Regions from separate parts of the Homo sapiens genome. Here region 1 is linked to region 2. Evidence: read pairs that join two places in POLR2A ChIA-PET (ENCODE). Cell type or tissue: endothelial cell of umbilical vein. All regions are shown on one strand. Links, peaks and the distances in the headings refer to the core of each region. The heading gives the core; the rest is flanking DNA. Region 1 overlaps KLF2-DT (KLF2 divergent transcript). Region 2 overlaps AP1M1 (adaptor related protein complex 1 subunit mu 1).

Region 1 (5,369 bases), core at 170-5,169, 88 kb before region 2:
AGAACCTGGCCTTGCCAACATATTTCAAATACGCAGTTGGCCTCCCAGCTGCGGTCCACACCGCCCTTATCACTTTCATGGGGGAGTCGGGGATTCTTGCCAAAGGCTGACTTTCCCTTCTCACGACTTTATTGCTACTCAGAGCCTCTGCAGCTGGGGAGGCCCGTCTAGTTGTTTCCAGGGGCTGATTGCATAAACTCTGTGTAACGTAAGCCCTGTGTCGATTTTTGGAAAACTCCCTTTTTTTCTCCCTGCCTTTAGAAGATTTTTCCAGCATCACCCAAACACCCGGCCACGGGAGGGGGTGGAGAGGTTGCTGTTTACAATTCTAGGTGAGAACAGTGTGTCTGAATTTCAGGGCGAGATGTGTGTGAGCGCCTTCGATTGTGGAAAAACAAATGTGATTTGAGGGGAAAAAAAAAAGAAGAGGGAAAATGAAACGGAAAACAACTGCTTGCTGAGTGGGAACTTTGAGGCGCGGCCCGGATAGTATGATTTCTGACGACTCGAGAAGGAATGTTCTGGAATATTTTGGGAGTTTTTTTGTGCTTCTGGCAGGCTGACAGCTCGTGTCCCCCCCACTCCCACCTCCAACCCCGCACTCCACGTCACTCCAGTCATTCTGGACAAGCTCCCAAGACAAACGGCTTCTCTTCTTTCCATGGGTTGCAGACATATGTCCCCAAGCACTTAAAAATAGCCGCCCGTTTACTGCAGACCTGACTTTAAACAATCAGGTTTTTCTTAAGACGTAAAAAACTTTTCCACTGAAAGGGCAGTTTTTGAAACTATGTGTAGTGAGAGGGAGTTTTCCTTCTTTTTTTTTTTTTTTTCCCTTTCCTCAGGAATAAATGTGAAGGTCTTGAGTCCAAAATGGCCAGCTTGGCTAGGCGCGGTGACTCATGCCCATCATCCCAGCACTTTGGGAGGCCGAAGCAGGAGGATCGCTTGAGCTCAAGAGTTTGAGACCAGCTTGACAAACATGGTAAAATTCTGTCTCTACTAAAAATACAAAAATTAGCTGGACGTGGTGGCGGGTGCCTATAACCCCAGCTACTCGGGAGGCTGAGGCAGGAGAATTGCTTGAACCCGGGAGGCAGAGGTTACAGTGAGCCAAGATTGCGCCACTGTACTCCAGCCTGGGCAACAGAGCAACACTCTGTCTCAAATAATAATAATAATAATAATAATAATAATAATAATAACAACAAATAAATAAATAAATAAATAAAATGGCCAGCTTGGCCAGGCGCGGTGGCTCACACCTGTAATCCCAGCACTTTGGGAGGCCGAGGCAGGAGGATTGCTTGAGCCCAGGGGTTCAAGACCAGCCTGGGCAACATAGTGAGAATTTGTCTCTACTAAAGATAATAATAACAAAAGTCAATCTATCAATGAAATGGCCAGCTGTGTTTTTTCAGGCTCATGCTCACACGTGTGTGTGTGTGTGTGTGTGTGTGTTTGAGAGTTTGTGGAGCATCAGGCTGACAGGGGAGAAGAAAACTGTTTATTGAAAACCCAGTATATGCCAGGCCCTGCATGGATCCTCCTTAGTTTTTGGGACTCGGAGAGCCAGTAATATTTCCACCACTCTATAGTGATGTGCTGGAGGAGGAAAACTGAGGCACGGTTGATCCTTGGCTGAGCCACGATTTAAACTGATTTCACAGGCTTTGATCTGGACCCAGGATTGTTCCCCTGTGTGAGCTTCAGAGGGGTTCATGGACCCCCTGAAACTAAATGTAAGTTGCAGGCACTTTATCTACAAAGAAAAGTATCTATAGCTTACACCCCACAGAGCCCAGAGCATCAAAAAGATACAAAATCAAGCTGGGAACGGGGGCTCATGTCTGCACTCCCAGCACTTTGGGAGGCTGAGATGAGAGGATTACTTGAGACCAGGAGTTCAAGGTCAGCCTGGGCAACATAGCAGGATCCCATCTCTACAAAAATAAAAAATAAAAATAAAATTAAAAAAAAAAAGCTAAGTGGCTAAGTATGGTGGCATGCACCTGTAATCCCAGCTACTCAGGAGGCTGAAGGCGGAAGATCACGTGAGCCCAGAAGTTCGAGGCTGCAGTGAGCTACAATTGCATCATTGTACTCCAGCCTGGGCAACAGAATGAGACCCTGTCTCTTAAAAAAAAAAATCACTGTCCCCACAAAAGTTTTTTAGAGAACAATAGCCTAGAGCTCGGTCAAGTTGTTTCTCTTTTCTCAGCCTCAGTTTTGTCATCTGAGAAATGGGTTGTATCTCCCGGTACATGCTGGATATGGGATCCTCTGTCCCTCCTAACATTCAAAAACATACAGTGTGGCCGGACGTGGTGGCTTATGCCTGTAATCCCAGCACTTTGGGAGGCCAAGGCGGGCAGATCACCTGAGCTCAGATGTTCGAGACCAGCCTGGCCAACATGGTGAAACCCTATCTTTACTAAAAATATAAAAATTAGCTGGGTGTGGTGGCACGTGCCTGTAATCACAGCTACTTGGGAGGCTGAGGTAGGAGAATCGCCTGAACCCGGGAGGTGGAGGTTGCAGTGAGCCAAGATTGCACCACTACCCTCCAGCCTGGGCGACAGAGTGAGACTCTGTCTCAAAAAAAAAAAAAAAGGCTATTTTTTTGTGGGCTCTTAAACATTCCAGGGCCCTGGGCCTTGTATGTGTGATGGATCGGTGGGCCCTGGACAAAGCGTCCCTGGGGGAACAGAACAGCAATGGACGGCAGGGGTTTCCTCACTTAGAATCCTCTGACATCCCCCAGGCATCCTGTGTTGGGCCCGGAGCCGGGTTCTGGGAAAAATCGAGGGGGAGAAATGTTACCTGCACTGGCTGACTTACCCCTGGCAGGGTTGCTTCCAGCTGCACCGACTCTGTTTGAATACGAGGAAGCGTGAATCAGACCTCGGTGGCCCAGGAGGCAGGGCTGAGGGAGGCATGTTTTCATAGAGCGGTGATTCTATGCTCACCCCATGCTCACTAGCCTTTCCGGCGGCCTGGGGTTGGGGACCAATTTAGATCATGTGTCATCTGACAAAAGTGGACCTTCAAAGACTTCCCAGGTTCTGAACCAATTCTTTGTCACCAGACTTGTCTTGGGGAATGGTGGAGAATTGGAGACATCTACTTGGTGGATTGAGTCCCAGCAGGTGGGCAACATAGCAAGAGCTCATCTCTACAAAAAAATACAAAAATTAGCCAGGCATAAGAGCATGCACCTGTGGTTCCAGCTACCTGGGAGGCTGAGGTGGGAGGATGGCTTGAACCCAGGAGGTCGAGGCTGCAGTGAGTCCAGATCACCACCATTGCACTCCAGCCTGGGTGACAGGCTGGATGGGTGGATGGGTGACTTGGGGTCTGAAATACCTAGCATCAGCCGGGCGTGGTGGCTCACACCTGTAATGCCAGCATTTTAGGAGGCTGAGGTGGGGGGATCACGAGGTCAGGAGATCAAGACCTTCCTGGCTAACATGGTGAAACCCCGTCTCTACTAAAAATACAAAAAATTAGCCAGGCATGGTGACACATGCCTGGAGTTCCAGCTACTTGGGAGGCTGAGGCAGGAGAATCGCTTGAACCCAGGAGGCGGAGGTTGCAGTGAGCCAAGATCGCACCACTGCACTCCAGCCTGGGCGACAGAGCAAGACTCTGTGTCAAAAGAAACAAACAAACAAACAGAAAACCTAGCATCCCCTTCAATTTCTGCCTGTCTGTGAGAACCAACTGTTACAAAGGCTGCTTACCAGGTTTTGCAAGTAAAACGCAGGACACTCCATTAAATTGGAATTTCAGATAAACAACAAGTTTTTTTTTTAGTAGAAGTATATCTCGAATAGTGCATGGAATGGGATATACTTATACTAAAAAAAAGAATTCATTGTTTATCTGATGTTCGCATTTGAGTAGGGCGTCCTGTGTTTAATCTGTCAACCCTACCTGGGTTGGGGGTGGGGTAGGGGAACAATGATTTTCATTTGAGCTGCCAGGCCACAGCTGGGGCCTTTTCTGACATCATCTCCTTACATTGTCACCACGGCTGATGTACAGATAAGGAAGGTGAGAGCTGAAAGAGCTGGTGCAGTTTGAGGATTGTTCCTGGGGGCCGCCATCAGGGAGTTGGGGGAGCTGTGGACAGCAGGTGCGTCCGAGGGAGTGTGGATAATTCAGCCTTAATTCTGCCAGGGCCAAAATCAGGAGGGTTCCTCAAAAAGTGAAACATAGAATAAAAAAATTAGCCAGGAGTGGTGGCATGCACCTGTTGTCCCAGCTACTTGGGAGGCTGAGGCGGGAAGATGGCTTGAACCCAGGAGGTTGAAGCTGCAGTGAGCCATGATTGCACCACTGCGCTCCAGCATGGGTGACAGAGCAAGACCCTGTCTCAATAAAAAAGAAAAAAGTGCAACATAGAATTACCTTATAACATATCATGGCCGGGTGCGGTGGCTCGCGCCTGTAATCTCAGCACTTTGGGAGGCTGAGGCAGTCGGATCGCTTGAGGTAAAGAGTTCAAGACCAGCCTGGACAACACAATGAAATTCCATCTCTCCTAAAAATACAAGAAAACTAGCTGGATGTGATAGTGTGCACCTGTAAGTCCCAGCTACTCGGGAGGCTGAGGCAGGAGAATTGCTTGAACCCGGGAGGCAGAGGTTGCAGTGAGCCAAGATTGCACTACTGCACTCCAGCCTGGGCAACAGAGTAAGACTCCATCTCAAAAATAAATAAATAAAATAAAAAAATTACCATATACCATAGCAGCTCCACCCTGAAGTGGTAACTCATATACTCAAAAGGATTTTGGTATTCGTTGGTGTATTCTTGGGGAATATCCCCAAAAGAATTGAAGGTGGGTGTTCACACAAAGATGTGTGCATGCATGTTCACAGCAGCACTGTTCACAACGGCCAAAAGGTGGAAGCAACTTGGGTGTCTGTCAACGAATGAACAGATAAACAAAACGTGGTCCATCCAGCAATGGAATATTACGCAGCTGTGAAAAGGAATGAAGCACTGCTCCATGCTACAACGTGGATGAACTCCAAAAATATGCTGAGTGAGAGAAGCCAGACACAAAAGGCCACATGGTGTATGATTTCATTGATATGAAATGCCCTGAACAGGCAAATCCGTAGAGACAGGAAGCAGATTAGTGGCTGCCTGGGGTGGGGGAAGGGAAATGGGGAGTGACTGCTGACGGGGACAGGGCTTTTCTTTTTTCTTTTTTTTGAGACAGAGTCTCCCTCTGTTGCCCAGGCTGGAATGCAGTGGCGCGATCTCGGCTCACTGCAGCCTTCGTCTCCTGAGTTCAAGAGATTCTCCTGCCTCAGCTTCCTGAGCAGCTGGGATTACAGGCACCTGTCACCAAACCC
Region 2 (5,369 bases), core at 282-5,281:
GTCCAGGGTCCCCCGGCCAGACTCTGTGGCAAGCAGCCAGGGCCAATTCTGGCTTCAGCCCTTCCTGGCTTTGGAAACACAAGCCTTGGCCCATGAAATAAACCTTTCTAGAGAAACCTTGATATTTCTCTCCTGTGTAATGGAGGCCTGTGAATGAACTCACCAAGGCAATGTAGGTGAGATGTCTGGCACAGATGTTCCCTTCTGCCACAGGAGCCAGCCCCTGCCTCCCAGGGTCAGTGTGTGCTGGGCGCTTCCTATTCCTTTTTCCCTAATGGGTCCCCGGGCCGCCAGAGAAGGCTGGTTCTTCCTCTGTAGGCCCATGCACTGCACCCTGGACATCCCTGTTCATGGCACATCTGTGCTGCCTGGCTCGTCTGCCCAGGAGTGAGCTCTAGGAGGGAGGGTGGGGGCTGTATCCTCTCCCTTCCCGCCTCACCCCAGCACAGCACAGGGGCCCAGGAAAGGGACGCTGGCCCAGTCAAACGAGTGCTGGCCTCCCTCCTGCTGCCTGGCAATGTGCCCTCCCCAGATGCTTTATAAGCAGGGGCAGTGGGGGCCTCTCACCTTCTCATGGGTGCCTCTCAGCCACGGCCTTGCTGAGCACTGTCCCGGCTGGGGGTGAAACGATGTCCACTAAGCCAGAGGGGTGAGCCCTCCCTGTCTCTTCCCTAGATGCCCAGGTGTGAAATGTGGGGGCCCAACCAGAAACTGATCTGATGGCTCCTGCTGAGCTCAGACCACAGCCACCTCTCCCTCTCCCAATACCTGGGCGGCTTCAGAGGACTGTCAGTTCCCTGGGTTAAAAGCCACCTAGGCCGGGCACGGTGGCTCACGACTGTAATCCCAGCATTTTGGGAGGCTGAGGCGGGCGGATCACGAGGTCAGGAGATCGAGACCATCCTGGCTAACATGGTGAAACCCTGTCTCTACTAAAAAAATACAAAAAAATTAGCTGGGCGTGGTGGCGGGCGCCTGTAGTCCCAGCTACTCGGGAGGCTGAGGCAGGAGAATAGCGCGAACCCGGGAGGCGGAGCTTGCAGTGAGCCCAGATGGCGCCACTGCACTCCAGCCTGGGCGACAGAGCGAGACTCTGTCTCAAAAAAAAAAAAAAAGCCACCTAAGATCATCTTCAGAGCTATTCTCAGGGCCTTCCAGAGCCAGGTGAAATCTACACAGAGGCACACCACAGGGAGCCCTGGGCCAGCACGGCCCACATGGGAATGTGCACACCGGCCACCAGGAACAAATCTTCCTACAATGCAGATTCTGACGGGGCAGGGCTGGGTGGAGCCTGGGATTCTGCATTTCCAAAGGGCTCCCAGCGGATATTCTGGCCCGTTGGCCACACTGTACTGGCAAGGCCCCAAGTGTCTCCAAGAACACAGGAAAGGGCACAGAGCCCATGCCTGCTGGGAGCAATATGCACAAGTCAGTTCAACTGACCCGAATGGTCCTGCAGTGAGGGGTCGTTGTTCCCACTGAACTGTGGGAAGGTGAGGGATCCCCCATGGCTGCTGGAGCTGGGGCTCAAACGGGCTGTGAGTGGCAAAGCAGGCCCTTCCGCAGTAGTGTGGGTACTGAGATGGGCTTGCGGGTCTGCCCAAAGCTGTGGGGTGGCCAGTTAGACCTCCTGGATAGAAACTGGCTTGGCCAAGTCTCCCCATGGGCCCAAGGACAGGAAGGGTGGGGGGCTCTGAGATCTGGGCGGGGCTGTACCCCACCACCCCTCCGTGGTCCAGGCCACTTCCCCTCCCACCTGCACGATGGCCCCAGCCTACTCCCCACCTACCCATGTCCTCTCCTGTCCCCACAGTCTTGCCCCACTCAGCAGCCAGAAACCTCCAGAAGACACACATCTAAAAGCCTCCAGAGACTTCCTGTCACATTTCAGATGATGTTCTTTGAGACCCCAGACCCCGCTGACCACTCCAGCCTCGCTGCCCTACACGCCCCCTCTCCAGCCACCCCGAGTGCAGCTGTTGGAATGAGGCTCTTCCCTGCAGAGCCTTCACCCACGCCTAGTGCCTGCCCACCCCTCCAGCTGGCAGAAGCCAGGCCTCCCTGCAGGCTTCCTCCAGGGTGTCATTTCCCTTCCTGGGCCCCTGGGCTGAAGAGGTTCAAGTCACACCTGCTCCTCTCCCCACACCCATCACACATGTCATCGTGCATTGTCTGCCTGTCTCCGCAGGCAGCAGGGAGCTCCAGGAGGGCATGGCTGTGTCCAATGCTTGCGCTGTGCACAAACCAGCCCTGCTTGCAGGCGTGTGGATATGCACACACACCAACACCCACACAGGAGTCCCCTGGGAGCACCCCCAGCAAAGGGATACGATACAGGTTGTTGTGTTTGATCCACATGAAACGGACCCCCCCGTGGGCCAGGATGGGCGACAGCATCCCCTCCTCCTCCTTCTCCATCAGGATGGGCATGAAGTGCTCCACCTCTGACATGTCCACGTCGCCACGGTAGTTCCGGCAGATGAGCACCTGGGGTGGGGAAGGAAGAGAAAAGATGCTTGCATTTTCAGTTCTACAATCTGGGGGCTTGGGGCAGGGGGTGAGATGCACCACCCTGCTTCGCTCTGGGGACTCCGGTCATGGCCACTATCCGCAAAAGAGCAGGACTTGAGGCCGTTCTGATCTCCATCCCCCAGGGAATTCCTGGAGAAGAGCATCTCCCAGTGTGAATGCCCACAGGGGCCACTGCAGTTCTTCGCAGGGTGAGGGTAGAGGCGAACTCTGCAGCAAAGGTCCAGGACTGAATCACCCAGAGACATCAGGTTAAGCAATGCCTCACAAGCTCTCAATGCAGACCTTCTCAGAGCCTTTGCCGGGCCAACGCACCTTGCTCTCCCGCCTGTGTCAGGGCGCCCACTCCCGCTGAAGGTTCGTATTTACTGAAGTCCACAGGTGGCCTGAAGGGAGAAGCCCTCTTCCTGGTCTCTCTCTTTCATAGCCTGTGGGTCAGGATATACAGCATCCAGAACCCCTGTCCACTGCTGATAGGAATGGAAAATGGGACAACTACTTTGGTGTAGTCTGGCAGTTTCTCAAAAAGTGAAACCCAGAGTTACCATACGATCCAGTCATTCCTCTCTCTGGTATTTACCCAAGAGAAATGAAACCACATGTCTGCACAAACACTAGCACGAGAATCTTAACAGCAGCTTTAATTGAAACAGACCCAGACTAGAAACAATGCCAATGTCCTTCAGCAGGTGAACTAGAAACAAACTGTATCCGTGCACACCATGAGAAGCATGCCTCAGCAACGGAAGGGATCGGACTCCCGATACACAGGCGCATCAGAATCACTGTGCTGGCTGAGAGAAACCAGACAAACGAGAGCTCATCCTGCATGACTGCACGTGTATAAAATCCTAGAAAATGGTGATGAAAAACACATCGGTGGGTGCCTAGGGATGGGGCTAGACAGCAAAGGGGTGTGAAGAAGCTTTCGGGGGCGATGGAATGTGTGGTTATGGCTTCCCACATGACTGAGCTCATCAAATTGTACACTTTAGATAAGTGCAGGTTATTAATGTAAATTATACCTCATTAAAGAATAAAAAGGAGGTCGGAAGTTTTGCTAGCCTGGGCATGGCTGCGGTTGGAGATGCTGCCTGGAGCAGCTGCAGCTCTTGGGGCCTGCAGGACAGCCAGCTGCAGGACTCAGCAACATGCTGAGAAGGCCATTGCGGCGCTGACCATCCTGGGAACCACCTGCCTCAGAACTTGGCATTTCATCACACGCTGCCTTTATTCTCTCAAGGCGAGACTGGGGGTGGTGCGGGGTGGCACCTTCCTTTCCTAGTGTCTGCTTCGTGGCCTGTGGAACTGATTGGAGGGAGGCAGGTGATGACGTGTTGAGGGAACAGCCCCTCCCCCTGCTGTCACTCTTGACCCCCCAGGTCCTTCCTCACAAAGGGTGACAGGGCTCTTCCTACACAGAAGCCAGACGGGGTCTCTCCCCCACTGCTGAACTGCCACTTACCCCAGCCTCCCCGGCACTGAGAACAAAGCCCAAGCCCGTCCCCATGGCTCCCAAGGACCAGCGTGGTCTGGCTCCTCACAGCCCCTCTGACGCCTCTCTGCCTGCGCTGCCCTGGTTCACTCTGCTCCAGCCTGGCCCCTTAGCTGGTCTCTGAGTGATCCACATCTGTTCCCACCTCGGGCCTTTGCCCTGACCTGGCTCTTCTCATTTCTCAAGCCTCAGCTCAAATAACACCTCCTCTAGGAAGTCCTCCCAGCTGGGCGCGGTGGCTCACGCCTGTAATCCCAGCACTTTGGGAGGCTGAGGCAGGCGGATCATCTGAAGTCAGGAGTTTGAGACCAGCCTGACCAATATGGTGAAACCCTGTCTCTACTAAAAATACAAAATTAGCCAGGCGTGGTGGTGCATGCCTGTAGTCCCAGCTACTTGGGAGGCTGAGGCAGGAGAATCACTTGAACCTGGGAGGCAGAGGTTGCAGTGAGCCGAGATTGTGCCATTGCACTCCAGCTTGGCTGACAGAACGTAACTCCATCTCAAAAAAAAAAAAAAAAAAAAAAAAAAAAGAAATCCTCCCTGCTTGCTCTGGCTGAGATCATGTCCCATCCCTCTGAACCCTGACCCCTGCTTTATCCCTATCACCTGGTGCATTAAACATTTATTTCTATCCTCCTTTACTGTCTGACATCCCCTGAGAACAGCAACTACTCCTGTCTCATTCACAGCTGTTTTCCAGCACCCAGAAAGGGGCCTGGACCATAGTAGGTGCTCAGTAAACATTTGTGGAGTGAAAACAGGGGTGAGGAGACAAAGGAGGCGAGGATAACGTCCAGGTCTCTTGTGCAGATGGCTGAATGGGTGATGGCATCACTGAAATGGAAAGAGAGCAGGTACAGGGAGTGCATTTAGAAGAATGCTGAATTTATGGTGGCGGCGGGACCTCTCTGGTGTCTCAGAGGCCACTAGATCTCCAGAGAAATGCTGTGAACAAAATTGAGAGTCACTGGCCCATGGACATGAGTCAAAGCCCACCTGGGAAGAGTGACAGCATGGGGAGGCACGCGTAGGCCTGAGCCGCTCCACAGCCCTGGGGAGGGCAGAAAAGGAGGAAAGTAGGCAGTGCAAGAAACAGGAGGAAACCCCCCAGAGCGCAGCCTCCTGGAAGCGGAAGGGAGCACTGAAGAGGAGGTGGTTAGTGGTGTCAGAAGCTGCTGAGAAGCCAGTTAGATAAAGCGGAGAAGCTTCCTACTAGGACAGCTTCCTCCCAGCCCAGTGTGGCCACGCTGGTGTCCTCGGTGACCAGACACGTGGCCATGAATTTCTCAGTGTGCTTTATTGTTGATTAAATGCAGTCGGCTCACGAGGCTGACTTTGG

What was found. ChIA-PET counts read pairs that join two places held together with the same protein. Peaks named below come from ENCODE experiments on the same cell type or tissue, not always from the same donor. Only the 100,000 strongest peaks of a DNase experiment are listed, where the experiment ranks them.
Region 1: POLR2A ChIA-PET joins it to region 2 with 8 read pairs; 3 of 35 experiments call an interaction of 5 or more read pairs at or near these places.

The regions. Positions count from the first base shown.
Region 1 is chr19:16,288,447-16,293,815 of GRCh38, reverse strand. The region is part of intron 1 of KLF2-DT (KLF2 divergent transcript); the gene reads left to right. Among named protein-coding and RNA genes, the nearest start is that of KLF2-DT, 34 kb to the left of the region's middle. In endothelial cell of umbilical vein, for the core only: no CTCF peak of the experiment used is centred there; DNase peaks (open chromatin) are centred at 175 and 2,925; H3K27ac peaks cover 2,325 bases.
Region 2 is chr19:16,200,580-16,205,948 of GRCh38, reverse strand. It overlaps AP1M1 (adaptor related protein complex 1 subunit mu 1), which reads right to left. Exons shown (of 12, transcript NM_032493.4): 2 at 2,334-2,490. Among named protein-coding and RNA genes, the nearest start is that of AP1M1, 5.4 kb to the right of the region's middle. RefSeq lists a silencer at 1,372-1,521. In endothelial cell of umbilical vein, for the core only: no CTCF peak of the experiment used is centred there; no DNase peak of the experiment used is centred there.